Linked DNA regions of Homo sapiens: region 1 is linked to region 2. The links are chromatin contacts, found by Hi-C or POLR2A ChIA-PET in ENCODE. All regions are on one chromosome and are shown on one strand. The core of a region is the stretch at or near the end of the contact, and the rest is flanking DNA. Distances in the headings are between cores, read along the strand shown.

What was found. Hi-C counts contacts between places; a loop is a spot of excess contacts on that map. ChIA-PET counts read pairs that join two places held with the same protein, here RNA polymerase II (POLR2A). Pooled maps may share reads with other maps.
Region 1: a loop to region 2 is called in a map of Caco-2, with 6 times the contacts of the local background. The contact joins two enhancer-like sites. A Hi-C loop is called at or near these places in 5 of 168 maps with a recorded cell type or tissue (Caco-2, Calu3, HepG2 and 2 more) and 10 of 50 pooled maps. POLR2A ChIA-PET finds 5 or more read pairs at or near these places in 16 of 52 experiments (AG04450, Caco-2, GM12878 and 11 more).

Annotation. Positions count from the first base shown.
Region 1 is chr20:32,284,655-32,292,210 of GRCh38, reverse strand. All of the region lies in intron 1 of KIF3B (kinesin family member 3B), which reads right to left. Among named protein-coding and RNA genes, the nearest start is that of KIF3B, 11 kb to the right of the region's middle. Within about 2 kb of position 2,355, at least 3 of the 41 ENCODE cell types and tissues checked have a DNase peak (open chromatin) inside an H3K27ac peak, as active enhancers do.
Region 2 is chr20:32,254,653-32,261,910 of GRCh38, reverse strand. No RefSeq gene overlaps it. Among named protein-coding and RNA genes, the nearest start is that of KIF3B, 19 kb to the left of the region's middle. Within about 2 kb of position 5,355, at least 7 of the 41 ENCODE cell types and tissues checked have a DNase peak (open chromatin) inside an H3K27ac peak, as active enhancers do.

The sequences.
Region 1 (7,556 bases), core at 1,106-3,605, 33 kb before region 2:
TCCCAGCACTTTGGGAGGCTGAGGTGGGAGGATCACTTGAGCCTAGGAGTTCAAGACCAGCTTGGACAAGATGGCAAGATCCTGTCTCTACAAAAAAATTTTTAAAAATTAGCCAGGTGCGGTGGTATATGCCTGTGGCCCCAGCTACTCAGGAGGCTAAGTTGGGAGGATCACTTGAGCCCAGGAGTTTGCTTGAGCCGCCTAAGAGTTTGAGGCAGCAGTGAGCTCTGACTACACCACTGCACTCAAGCCTGGGTGATACAGTGAGACCCTGTCTCAAGAAAAAAAAAATGAGGCGAGGCGCGGTGGCTCACACCTGTAATCCCAGCACTTTGGGAGGCCGAGGAGGGTGCATCACTCGAGGTCAGGAGTTCAAGACCAGCCTAGCTAACATGGTGAAACCCTGTCTCTACTAAAAATATAAAAATTAGTTGGGTGTGGTGCATGCATGTCTGTAATCCCAGCTACTTGGGAGGCTGAGGCAGGAGAATTGCTTGAACCCGGGAGGCAGAGATTGCAGTGGGCCTAGATCGCACCACTGCACTCCAGCCCGGGTGACAGAGCGAGACTCTGTCTCAAAAAAAAAAAAAAAATGTATAAGACAATCAAGGAAATTGGAACACTGGATATGAGACAATGTAAGAAATTATTTTTACGTGTAAAAAAATGTTATTATTTTAAAAAGAAAGTTCTTATCCTCTAGAGGTAAACAAGAATATTTTCAGATAAAGTTATATGCCATCTGGGATCTTTTTCAGGGGTGGGGTGCATGGAAGGTTATAGGTAAAATAGGATTGCCAAGTGCTGAGAACTGCTGGAGGTGGGTAATGGGTTCATGATTCATTACATTATTCTAGTTTTATGCATAATTGGGATTTTCCAAATGAAAAAAAAATCACCCTCTAACCAATGGCTTATCATTTAAAATTTTTTTAAAATTACAGTAAAAAACCCCACATAATATAAAATTTACCCTCTTAATCATTTTAAGTGTATAGTTCAGTAGTGTTAACTATATTCACATTGTTGTATAACACATTTCTAGAACTTTTTCATCTTGCAAAGCTGAAACTTTATAACCACTGAACAATTCCCCATTTCCCCCTCTCCTTAGCCCCTGGTAACCATGTTTCCATGATTTTGTCTACTCTAGCTACCTCGGATAAGTGGAATCATAACAGTATTTGTCCTTTTGTGACTGGCTTATTTCACTCAGCACAATGCCCTCAAGGTTCATCAATACTAAAGCATGTGTCAGAACTTCCTTCTTTTTTAAGGCTGAATAATATTCCATTCCATGTATGCACTATATATATTTTCTTTTTTTTTTTTTTGAGACACAGTCTTGCTGACACCCAGGCTGGAGTGCAGTGGTGCAATCACAGCTCACTGCATCCTTGAACTCCTAGGCTCAAGCAATCCTCCCACCTCAGCCTTTTGAGTAGCTGAGACTACAGGTACATGCCACCATACTGAGCTAATTTATTATTATTATTATTTGTTATAGAAACAAGGTCTCACTATATTGCCCAGGCTGGTCTGGAACTCCTGGGTTCAAGCAATCCTTCCGCCTTGGCCTCCCAAAGTGCTGGGATTACAGGCGTGAGCCATCGCGCCTGGCCTGTACCACATATTCTTTATCCATTTATCTGTTAACGGACATTTGGGCTGCTTCTACCTCTTGGCTATTGTGAATAATGCTATGGGCAGAGGGCCATAGCAAAACCTGTATTTAACAGGCAGAGGTAGCCTGAATAGCCAAAAAGAGATTCAGACACACCTGGGACTGAAACCCAGCTCTATCATTCCTAGTTTTGTTTGTTTGTTTTTGAGATGGAGTCTTGCTGTCACCCAGGCTGCAGTGTAGTGGCGTGATCTCGGCTCACTGCAACTTCCACCTCCCAGGTTCAAGGGATTCTCCTGCCTCAGCTTCCCAAGCAGCTGGGATTACAGGCGCCTGCCACCACGCACGGCTAACTTTTGTATTTTTAGTAGAGCGTGGGTTTCACTATGTTGGCCAGGCTGGTCTCGAATTCCTGACCTCAGGTGTTCTACCTGCCTCGGCCTCCTAAAGTGCTGGGAGCCACTGTGCCCAGCCTATCATTCGTAGTTCTGAGGCTCTGTGAAAGTTTCTTACCCCTCGGAGCTGATTTCCTCATCTGTAAAATGGGAATATCACTAACACCTGCTGCTTGGGGCCGTGTGAGGACTAGAAGAAGACAGGCAGCAAGCGTCTGGCCCACAAGTGGTAACTCTGCCCTGACCCAATTTGCAGGAGAAAAAAAACAGAGACTTAGACAGGGAAGTAACATGGCACACTGAGTTAATAAGTGGCAAAGCAAGCTGAAACCAGGTCCATCTGGCTCCAAAGTCCATGGCCTTTCTTCCACACCAGCATGTCCTAAATGTCAATAATCCGATTGTTTCTGGACAATTTTCGCCATGTCTATCATCACCTGTACTATTATTTACTTAACGTTTTTTCTTTAAATCTACTTTGCTTAACACAAAGTTTATTTTAAAAAGAAACTTTATATAACCACCATGAATGGAAAATCAGTATCACTTGTTATAAATAGAAAGTAACTGTGAAAATAAATATAAGAACAGACAACAATGTTACTAAATTCTAGCTAAATACTGTAGCTTATCTGAGGCCTTAAGCTTGATCACCATTGGTTTGAAAGGGAGCTTAATAAGTGTTAAGAAATAGACTAGTGGCCGAGCATGGTGGCTCCCGCCTGTAGTCCCAGCCCTTTGGGAGGCCAAGGCAGGTGGATCACAAGGTCAGGTGTTCAAGACCAGCATGGCTAAGATGGTGAAACCCCGTCTTTACTAAAAATACAAAAATTAGCCGGGCATGGTGGCAGGCACCTGTAATCCCAGCTACTCAGGAGGCTGAGGCAGAGAACTGCTTGAACCCAGGAGGCAGAGGTTGCAGTGAGCTGAGATCGTGCCACTGCACTCCAGCCTGGGTGACTGAGACTCCATTTCAAAAAAAAAAAAAAAAAAACCAGACCAGTACCAAACAAATACAGTATTCTTGACACAGTCAGAAGAACCAAGAGAGAGTTTTAAAGGGAATAGCTCTCACCACTACATTCAACATAATTTTGGATGTTGTGTTTGACTGTTACCCAAACTCTCCTCCTATTCCACCTGGTTCAGCTCTGCAGAATATAAGGACCCACTCAGAACCCCGGATCAGAATCTTGTCTTATCAAGATTCATGCCTACGCATGCTACCTTTATAGTAAACAGTTTCCAAAGTTGATCCAACAGAATTTCCCATAAATCATAGGATTTATTTTATTAATATGATGAGTTAAATGCTTTTTGAAAAATCCCTCTTCAAAAGTCCATCAGAACTGTCTTGGCTCATTGTCCAATGTTATAATGATATGCTTGCTCTCACAGTTCATACAGTGCACATCACTTGAACCCAGGAGGCGGAGGTTGCAGTGAGCTGAGGCGACAGAGTGAGACTCCAATGCTGTACATAAAATGTTTCCAGTTAATGTTGCCAATAAACAGCCTATTCAGAGAACGAAGGGTTGAAATGACAAAGGCCTATGTTCTGGGTCCTACTCACAGGGAATTCTTCATCAGAAAGAAAAATGGATAAAGAGAAGACTAAAAAGAAGGTGAGAAAAACTACTACATCAAAAAAATACTTCATCATATGTAAAATATATCTAAATAAAGTTCATTTTTTGTTTGTTTGGAGACAGGATCTCATTCACTGTGTCACCCAGGCTGGAATGCAGTAGCGCAATCATGGCTCACTGTAGCCTTGAACTCCTGGGCTTGAACTTGCCTCAGCTTCCCGAGTAGTTGGGAGTACAGGTGCAAGCCACTGCACCCGGGTAAATTTTCATATGTTTTGTATAGATGGGGTCTCACTATGCTGCCCAGGCTGGTCTCAAACTTCTGGCCTCAAGCAATCTTCCCACTTAGGCCTCCCAAAGTGCTGGGATTACAGGAATGAGCCACCACATCCAGCTAAATCTGTTTTTTAAAGATACTTTTAGGCCAGGCACGGTGGCTCACGCCTGTAATCCCAGCACTTTGGGAGGCCGAGATGGGCAGATCTCAAGGTCAGGGGTTCAAGACCAGCCTGACCAACATGGTGAAACCCTATCTCTACTAAAAATACCAAAATCAGCTGGGCGTGGTGGTGTGCACCTGTAATCCCAGGTACTCAGGAGGCTGAGGCAGGAGAATCACTTGAACCCAGGAGGCGGAGGTTGCAGTGAGCTGAGACTGCACCACTGCACTCCAGCCTAGGCGACAGAGTGAGACTCCATCTGAAAAAAAAAAAAAAAAAAAAAAAAAAAAGATACTTTTAGAGGATCCTAAGAAGGGAAATGGACAGTTCTCTGTTAGAATTTTTTAAAGTTCAAACTTTTCACAAACCACTTATTTAGAATTGTTCTCTTAAGAGGCTGAGAGAGAAGGAGATATTCTGTATAACACATTATATGTGATTATAAAAAGGTGGAAACAACTTCAATGCTCAATGCCAGGGAAAGTGTAGTAGTTACTACTAAACTACTAACATGTAGTAATAACTACTAAACACAAAAACACAGCAAGGCGTAGTGGCTCACACTTGTAGTCTCAGCACTTTGGGAGGCTGAGTCAGGAGCATTGCTTGAGGCCAGGAGTTGAGACCAGCCTGAGCAACATAGTGAGATCCTGCCTCCATGAAAAATTTAAAAATTAGCCACAAGTGGTGGCACGCACCTGTGGCCCTGGCTGCTTAGGAAGCTGAGGTGGAAGGACCACTTGAGCCCAGGAGCTGGAGGTTACGGTGAGCTATGATCATGCCACAGTATTCCAGCCTGGGCAACGGAGCGACACCCTATCTCAAAAATAAACAAATAAAAAAAATAGATTGGGCCTGGTGGCTCACACTTGTAATCTGAGCACTTTGGGAGGCCAAGGCAGGAGGATCGCTTGAGCCTAGGAGTTTGAGACCAGCCTGAGCAACATAGTGAGACCCTGTTTCTACAAAAATAAAATGAAACAAAAATTGAAATAAATAAGTACAAAAATATGGAAAAATGGTTATGAAATAATGTTAAGCAAACATTTCCAAATAGAAAATGGGAAATATGCTTTGAATACAACTTTCTAAAAATATACTTGCAAGTAGTCAAGTAAGCTAAAACCTGAGTTAGGATACCATCACCATGGGTAAATTCCCCAACCAAATTGTAATTCTGTCTGTCTTTTCAGCTTTAGGTTAACACTGCCATGTTAAAAACATTATTTAAGGGGGGTTGCCTTTGTAATTTAAAATTTTTAACATTAAAGGACCTAGTTTAAAGAAATCATCAGCAGTGCAGACAAAGGTTTACACAAAATAATCATCATTAAGATGTTCTCTGAAGCATTACTCATAATGTTTAAATGTTGAAAATGGCCTAAATAACAACAATGGAGGAAACAGGTGAGAACTGCAAGCCTATGAGATAAAATGTATTTAGGAATACATTTGTATATGGACAGTAAAATGTTAACAGTAGTTATTTCTCAGTGGTGGATCTTAAAGTCAGCCTTATTTAATCTGTTCAGTATTTTCCTCATTTTTTTACTCAATGGAAGTTTATTATTTTTATAATCGGAAAAAATTATATATTTTTAAAAGGCTGACAATTGAAGAATAAGGAAAAACATTACATATATTTCTTAGGCCAGAGTCTAACTTATTATTGCAGATCTTGCAAAACCAGTAACTACTTCCACCAAGGACTATCTTCTTGTGGTTATCTTTAGGTAACTTGAACTGATATTTTATCTTACCTAGATGGAATCTTTTATGATTTGCCAGCTAGATTTTTTGCTTATGTTCTGAAATGTGTTACAAAGTAATGATTACTGTAGTCTGCTAAGCTGCTAGAGATTGTGCTATGAGCTTTTAGTTTCTGTTTAATTTATGTCACACACAAAAGGCCAAGCAAGCCCTTCCTGAAAGCACTGCTGAAGGTGATATGAAGGACTCCAGAGTGGTTAAGTCCCAAGCTCCCAATAATCTATGGCAATTTCTATTTCACTTGAACCCATTTCCATTTATAGACTATATTCAAGCATGACAAAATGCAAGTGCTGCAAATGTCTTGCCAAAAACTTTAAAAATAAAAGCCACACCCACCATGATTATCACTGGTTCCCTCTCTAATGCAAATTATGAGTTAAATAAATCAGCATGCTAAAGATAGATCTTCCTGTGTGAAGAGCTCAATGTCCGCAATCAGTGTGACAAAGTGAGAAGACACAATGTGTCACCATGATTAACTGAACCTTAAACATGAACATCCCAAGCTGCTGTGCAGATGTGTGATGCTGATAAGATGAGCTGATTGTAATGCTCTCTGACTGCCAAGAAATACGCTCTAAAAGCCACACCCGAAAGGTCTGGGAGAAAGCTCAGTATGAAGTCACCAAGAAAGAACAAAATATCACCCAACTCAAGGTTCAGTCTTGTGGGCAGGGCTGGAAGGGCTTTGGGAAGAACTGTCCTATATCTTTATTTTACATATATATATGTATGCGCAAGACAGAGGCCTAGAGAGGTTGAGTCACTTGCTCCAAGTCACACAGCAAGTAGCAGAATTGATAGAATCCTGCCTTTACCCAGTTCCCACCATCCTTTCAGGTCAAAATTTCCTATAATGGCATAGTCCTCGACCAATATATCTTTCTGAGAGTCTAGAAAGACAGGAGGTGTTGAAAGGAAAATAATGAGCCCACAGGGCAGAGAGAGAAAACTGAGGCACAGTGAGATGGAATGTTTTAACAATTAGTTGGCAGGTGTTATATGGGACTTTATCCACTATCTTCTCACCCAGTGTAGATATTTATCACCAGAATCAAGAAACAGCTTAGAGCTAAATGACTCAGAATACAAGCTCACAGTTCCTACCTGCTTCAGCTGTTCGGACCCTGAAGTTAGATCACTAAGAAGTGTGAGAGGTAGCTTATCTGACCAAATGAGATATCTGTTTGCGGCCTCATCAGTCAAGTAACTGACACCCATCTAGCTCAGAAGTTTTTCCCTTGATTTTCTCAAACATTCTTTCAAGTCACTGTTTTTTTTTTTTTTTTTGGTCATCATTTAAAATTAGTTATGCAGGTATGGAAGAGAAAGGCCTTTGACAAGACAGCTAAGATGTGGTCACTGCCCACCTGAAAAACAGATGAACACGCGAATGAATGGTAGAAAGAGCAATAGACTTGGAGTCAGCAGATGTCAGGAAGTTACTGAACTTTTCTGAGCCTCTACTTTCCTCTTCTGGAAATCTGTGTTACAGGATTGGTGTGAGGTCTAAATCTAAATGAAACAACATGTGTAAAGTGCTTACAACAGTGCTTGGCTAATGTATCTTAGCTACGACTATTACCTTCATTGTCATTATCATTGGTAAGTCTTAGTTTTGCTACTGATTACCTAGGTGAGAGCATCTCAAACTTTTAATGTGCACAGGAAACATCCGGGATCTTGGTAAAAGGCAGGCTCTGATTTATTAGATCTGGGCCTTGTTATTGTTGTT
Region 2 (7,258 bases), core at 4,106-6,605:
AGTACGTAATGGACCCAAAGAGCAGAGGGTGGTATAAGAGTTCATGAACTTGACCTGGATTCAAGACCAAATTCTTCCATTTTTCAGCTGGGTGTGACATTTTGTCTTTTCCTAAAAAGCATCAGAAGTAAATACATGCAATGGTTCATATTTGACCAGTAGGAAAGTGGGATCAGGAAATGAAAGGGTGAGAGCAAAAGGGGTGGAGGGCAGTGGGAGACGATAATCCACAGACACAATGTTGGGGGCTAAGGCAAGGAGACCAAGGGGAAGGCTGCTGGGGGAGCTGAAAATCCCCAAAAGGACATTTATTGAGCACTTATGAGTTAAGCACATCAGTCTTTGTAATCATTCTATCATGAAGGTACTATTATTTTTATTATTATTATTATTATTATTATTATTATTATTATTATTATTATTATTTTTGAGATGGAGTTTCACTCTTGTTGCCCAGGCTGGAGTGCAGTGGTGTGATCTTGGCTCACTGTAACCTCCGCCTCCCACCTCAAGCGATTCTCCTGCCTCAGCCTCCAGAGTAGCTGGGATTACAGGCGCCCGCCGCCATGCCCAGCTAATTTTTGTATTTTTGGTAGAGACGGGGTTCCACCATGTTAGCCAGGCTGGTCTCGAACTCCTGACCTCAGGTAATCTGCCCACCTCGGCCTCCCAAAGTGCTGGAATTATAGGCGTGAGCCACCGCACCCGGCCCAAAGGTACTATTATTATCCCCACCTTACAGATGGGAAGACTGAGGCTCAGTTCATTAACTAGCCAAGGTTGTGTAGCTACCTCGTGGCAGAGTCAGGTTGTAACCCAGAGCTCACACTCTCTCCTCTGCCTACAATCAGGTGACCCCAGCTCAGTCCCTCCCCTTCTCTCAAGTCCTCTGCAAATATTGGGTGTGTTTCTAGGACAGAGAGATGAAAAATATCCTATTCCCCTCGTCCCTGGAGGCTCCCAGACTCTGGAGAAGAGACACAATATATAACTGATTTGAGACGAGTCCTTTCAGAAGCACATTCAGTGAGTGACTTGCAAACCGTGATCATTCTTGGTTAGCCCTCTTTGTGTGTTTCTGCAGAACTGCCCTGCTTACATCTCTCTAATGGCTCCCCATTTTCCAGAGGTTAGGCCAGGTTGTCTTCCTGTCAACACCAGGCCCAACTTAAGTATTGGCGATATTTCCCTTTTTTCTCTGATCAGGCTCCAGGAGCTCACCCGCCTCTAAATACTTTGTTCCACCGGTTCTCCTCACCTAGAATGCCCTCTCCACTAAACCCCTCTCTTCACCTACAAACAACACACCTATGTCCATAGTTGTTCATTGCCCACCATCCCAAAGAAGCAGGATCCTGCAGACATCCTCACTCAGCTGAGTTTTATCTGCATTGTGGACAAAGGAAAATGTCGTATTTCTGGCACTTAAAGGGAAAATGTGAGCTGTACTTCTAATAATTAAAAACAAAGTCCTGGCCCGGCGTGGTGGCTCATGCCTGTAATCCCAGCACTTTGGGAGCGGAGGCGGGTGGATCACCTGAGGTCAAGAGTTCGAGACCAGCCTGGCCAACCCCATCTCTGCTAAAAATACAAAAATGGCCGGGTGTGGTGGCTCACGCCTGTAATCCCAGCACTTTGGGAGGCCCAGGCGGGTGAATCACGAAGTCAGGAGTTCAAGATCAGCCTGGCCAACATGGTGAAACCCCATCTCTACTAAAAATACAAAAAAAATTAGCTGGGTGTGGTGGCGCATACCTGTAATCCCAGCTACTCAAGAGGCTGAGGCAGGAGAATCACTTGAATCCAGGAGGCGGAGGTTGCAGTGAGCCGAGATCAGATAGTCACTGTACTCCAGCCAGGGTGACAGTGCGAGACTCTGTCTCAAAAAAGTAAATAAATAAAAATAAAAATACAAAAATTAGCCAGGCATGGTGGTGCATGCCTGTAATCCTAGCTACTTGGGAGGCTGAGGCATGAGAATCACTTGAACCCAGGAGGCGGAGGTTGCGGTGAGCTGAGATCACCACTGCACTCCAGCCTGGGCGACAGAGTGAGACCCTGTCTCAAAAAAAAACAAAAACAAAAAAACAAAAACCAAAGTCACTGAAACCTTGGAACGTACCTCAACCAGTCTTATAAAAAATTACCTTTGGCCGGACATGGTGGCTCACACCTGTAATCCCAGCACTTTGGGAGGCCGAGGCCGGCGGATCACGAGGTCAGGAGATCAAGACCACCCTGGCCAACACGGTGAAACCCTGTCTCTACTAGAAATACAAAAAATTAGCCGGGCATGGTGGCACGCACCTATAGTCCCAGCTACTCGAGAGGCTGAGGCAGGAGAATCACTTGAACCCGGGAGGCGGAGGTTGCAGTGAGCCAAGATGGAACCACTCCAGCCTGGGCAACACAGCGAGACTCCGTCTCAAAAAAAAAAAAAATTACTTCGCCAGGTGGGGTGGCTCACGCCTGTAATTCCAGCACTTTGTGGGGCCAAGGCGGGTGGATCACCTGAGGTCAGGAGTTTGAGACCAGCCTGACCAACATGGTGAAACTTTGTCTCTACTAAAAATACAAAAATTAGCCAGGTATGGTGGTACACGCTTGTAATCCCAGCTACTCAGGAGGCTGAGACAGGAGAATTGCTTGAACCTGGGAGGCGGAGGTTGCAGTGAGCTGAGATCACGCCACTGCACTTCAGCCTGGGCAACGGCGAGACTCTGTCTAAAAAAAAAAAAAATTGCCTTTATGGGTAAAGCAGGAATTACTGGATGAAAGCTCCAGAGAGACCCTCAAAATAGTTTATTTATTTTACTGATTGATTGATTGATTGATTGATTGATTTTGAGACAGGGTCTTGCTCTGTCACCCACGCTGGAGTGCAGTGGCACAATCACAGGTTACTGTAGGCTTGACATCCAGGCTCAAGCTATCCTCCCACCTCAACCTCCCAAGTAGCTGGGACTATAGCCACACACCACCGCACTCAGCTAATTTTGGTATTTTTGTAGAGACAGGGTCTCCCTATGTTGCCCAGGCTGGTCTTGAACTCCTGGGCTCAAGCAATTCACCTGCCTTGGGCTCCCAAAAAGTGTTGGGATTATAGGAGTGAGCCACTGTGCCCAGCCAAAAATAGTTTATTTATTGTAGTTATTAATATTTAGCATTATTTATTTATTTATTGAGACAGGGTATCATTCTGTCACCTGGGCTGGAGTGCAGTGGCACAATCTCAGCTCACTGCAACCTCTGCCTCCAAAGTTCAAGTGATTCTTCTGCCTCAGCCTCACGAATAGCTGGGATTACAGGTGTGCAACACAACGCCTGGCTAATTTTTGTATTTTTAGTAGAGACGCGGTTTTGCTCTGTTGGCCAGGCCACACCTATAATTTCAGCACTTTGGGAGGTTGAGGTGGGAGGATCTTTTGAGCCCAGGAGTCCGAGACCAGCCTGTCTCTACAAAAAAAAAAAAAATTAAAAATTAGTCAATTATGGTGGCATGTACCAGTAGTTCTGGCTACTTGGGAGACTGAGGTGGGAGGATCACTTGAGCCCAGGAGTTTGAGGCTGCAGTGAGAGATAGAGCAAGACTTCGTCCCTGAAAAAGGAAAAAAAGAGGTAGGTAAGTGCTATTATTATTCCCATTTTACAGATGAGAATTGAGGCTACAATTATGCAATGAGTAAGTCGCAGAGCGAGATTCAAAGCCTGTTTTAACCCAGCTTTAAAGCCTGAGACTTTGGCCACCTTGGACTCACAAGCCTGTGAACCAGAGACAGCACAGGTCTGCAGTTGTATTTCCTGTGGGCTGTTCAGTGTTTTATAAACTAGAGAATTAGGCCGGGCATAATGGCTCACGCCTGTAACCCCAGCACTTTGGGAGGCCGAGGCGCGCAGATCACGAGGTTGGGAGTTCGAGACCAGCCTGGCCAATATGGTGAAACCCCATCAGTACTAAAAATACAAAAATTAGCTGAGTGTGGCAGCGGGCACCTGTAGTCCCAGCTACTTGGGAGGCTGAGGCGGAAGAAGCACTTGAACCTGGGAGGCGGAGGTTGCAGTGAGCCGAGATTGTGTCACTGCACTCCAACCTGGGCAAAAGAGCGAGATTCTGTCTCAAAAATAAAATAAAATAAAGAATTAATTGCCAATTTAAAACCCAGGAAATTGCCTGACACAGTGGCTCATGCCTGTAACCCCAGCACTTTGGGAAGCCAAGGCGGGTGGATCGCTTGAGCTCAAGAGTTTGAGACCGACCTGGGCAACATGGCAAAACCTTGTCTCTACAGAAATTAGCCAGGTGTAGTGGTGTGCACCTGTAGTCCCAGATACTCAGGAGGCTGAAGTGGGAGGATTGCTTGAGCCCGGGAGACAGAAGTCGCAGTGAGCTGAGATCATGCCACCACTCCAGCCTGGGTGACACAGTGAGACCCTGTCTCAAAAAAAAAAGGGAAATTTCCTATAAAATCGGGATTTTTCAGCTTCTCTTGAAATATCTAAAGATCTGGCTACACTGGACCTAAGTCCCATATGGCAACAATTGGCTGGGAGGAGTAGCAGTTGCTACAGTTAAAGGGGGTGTGTGCATTGCACTTTGACTTAGACCCCCAGCCCCCACTCCACCACATTGACCTGCCTCATTCATCTGGTCCTTGAAAGCATTTGGGGATTTTTTTGTGGTTTTTTTTTTTTTTTTTTTTTTTGAGACAGAGTCTCGTTCTATTGCCCAGACTGGAGTGCAGTGGCGCGATCTCAGCTCACTGCAACCTCCACCTTCCAGGTTCAAGTGATTCTCCTGCCTCAGCCTCCTGAGTAGCTGGAATTACAGGTGTACACAACCACTCCCAGCTAGTTTTTGTATTTTTAGTAGAGATGGGATTTCATCATGTTGGCCAGGCTGGTCTTGAACTCCTGAACTCAGGTGATCCGCCTGCCTCGGCCTCCCAAAGTGCTGGGATTACAGGTGTGAGCTACCACGCCCAGCCCTTGGAAGCATTTGAATTTGTGACTCCTGGGTCCATACTTTCTAACAGTTGGAATTGCCTTGCAATGTACTGATCTCCCCGTCACTGGAAATGTGCAAACTCAGGCTAGATGGCTACTGTAGGGATGTCAGAGAGGGATTTCAAGAGCCAGTTGGGTAATTAGATCAGATAACATACATTATGCTTTCCAGCCCTGCAATGACAAATATTTACTTAAGACTTTGCAGCATATATTTTTGAGAACTAACTTCCCCTCTGGTTTCAACTTACTGTTTCAGTCTTTCCTTTCCCTTTCCCTTGGTTTCTTGATCTATTTATATATTTTTAATCATACGATTATACTGTATGAATCCCTGTAAGCTTCCTCAAATCTTTTCTGGGAATAAGGGGAACAAATGAATCTATACGTAAATATTTACCTAAAGGGTTTGGCTCCAGGTACTGAAGAGAAACAAAAAGAGAATTATAAGTTACAACTGCCAAGTTACCTCAGGTCTCTCCGAGATTATCAGACTCAAAGCAATAAAGGCAACAAAACAGAAAGAGCTAAGAGTCTGGGATATGAGCATGTGCCTAGGTGCTCCCAACCCACTGTCTTAGGAAAGGCAGCCTCAATGTTTATTGCTCACCCTTTGTTTAAAATACATGTTTTTTTTGAGACAGGGTCTCACTGTATCACCCAGGCTGGAGTGCAGTGGCACGATCTTGGCTCACTGCAACCTTTGCCTCCCAGATTCAAGCGATTCTCGTGCCTCAGCTTCCCAAGTATCTGGGATTACAGGCGTGCACCACCACTCCTGGCTAATTTTTGTAATTATAGTAGAGACAACATTTCACCATGTTGGCCAGACTGGTTTTGAACTCCTGACCTCAAGTGATCCGCCCACCTCGGCCTCCCAAAGTGCTGGGATTACAGGCATGAGCCACCGTGCCCGACCTAAAATAGATTTTTAAATCCCATGGCCAGGCATGGTGGTTCACGTCCGTAATCCCAGCACTTTAGGAGGCTGAGGCAGGAGGATCACTTGAGGCCAGGAGTTTAAGATCAGCCTGGGCCACACAGTGAGATCATGTCTCTACAAAAATAAAATAATACAATAAATTCTATAACTAAATGTGGCAGTTTTTAAAGAAGTGGCTGCAAATTCCTTGACACTCCTCCCATTGGAGGGGAGTCTATGTCCCCTTTCCTTGAATCTGGGTGGCTTGTGGCTGATTTCACCAATAGAGTATGGCAGAGGTGATGCTATGTGACTTCTGAGGTTGGGTCATAAATAAACATGCAGCTCTGCCTGGTTCTCTTGGAATATTCTTTCTCCAAATGCTTCTTTCTGGAATATTCCCTCTTGGAACACAGCTTCCACGCTGCAAGGAGGCCTAGGCCACAGTGAGAGGCCATTTGTAGGTGTTCTAGTCAATGGCTGTAGCTGAGCCCAGCATGCTAGTCATCCAAACCCAGGCACCAGAAACGTGAGTCATCACCAGCTGTTGTCATCTCCCAGCTCAGGCTCCATATATCAGGGAGCAGAGACAAACCAATTATGTTGTGCCTTGTGCAAATTCCTGATCCACAGAATCTGTGAATGGAATAAAAGGATTGTTGTTTCATGCCACTAAGTTTGGGGTGCTTTGCTATCCAGCGACAGAAAATTAGACCAGTTACCCAGGAACACAGTTATTGCAAATGATTCAAACCATCAAGAAAAATATGTAATATAAAAGTGATAGGTCCAGTGGGGCAAGGTGGCTCACGCCTGTAATCCCAGCACTTTGGGAGGCTGAGGTGGGCAAATCACCTGAGGTCAGGAGTTTGAGACTAGCCTGGCCAATATGGTGAAACCCTGTCTCTACTGAAAACACAAAAATTACCTGGGTGTGGTGGTGGGTGCCTCTAATCCCAGCTACTGAGGAGGCTGAGGCAGGAGAATCACTTGAACCTGGGAGGCGGAGGTTGCAGTGAGCTGAGATCATGCCATTGCGCTCCAGCCTGGGCGACAGAGTGAGACTCCGTCAAAAAAAAAAAGTCTGTCCTGGCCAGGTGCAGTGGCTCATGCCTGTAATCCCAGCACTTCAAGAGGCCGAGGTGGACAGACCCCTTGAGCTCAGGAGTTTGTGACCAGCCTGGGAAACATGGCAAAACCCCATCTCTACAAAAAATACAAAAATTAGCTGGGCGTAGTGGTGCCTGTATTCTCAGTTACTTGGGAGGCTGAGGTGGGAGGATCACTTGAGCCTGGGAGGCAGCAGTTGTGGTGAGCTGAGATTGCACCACT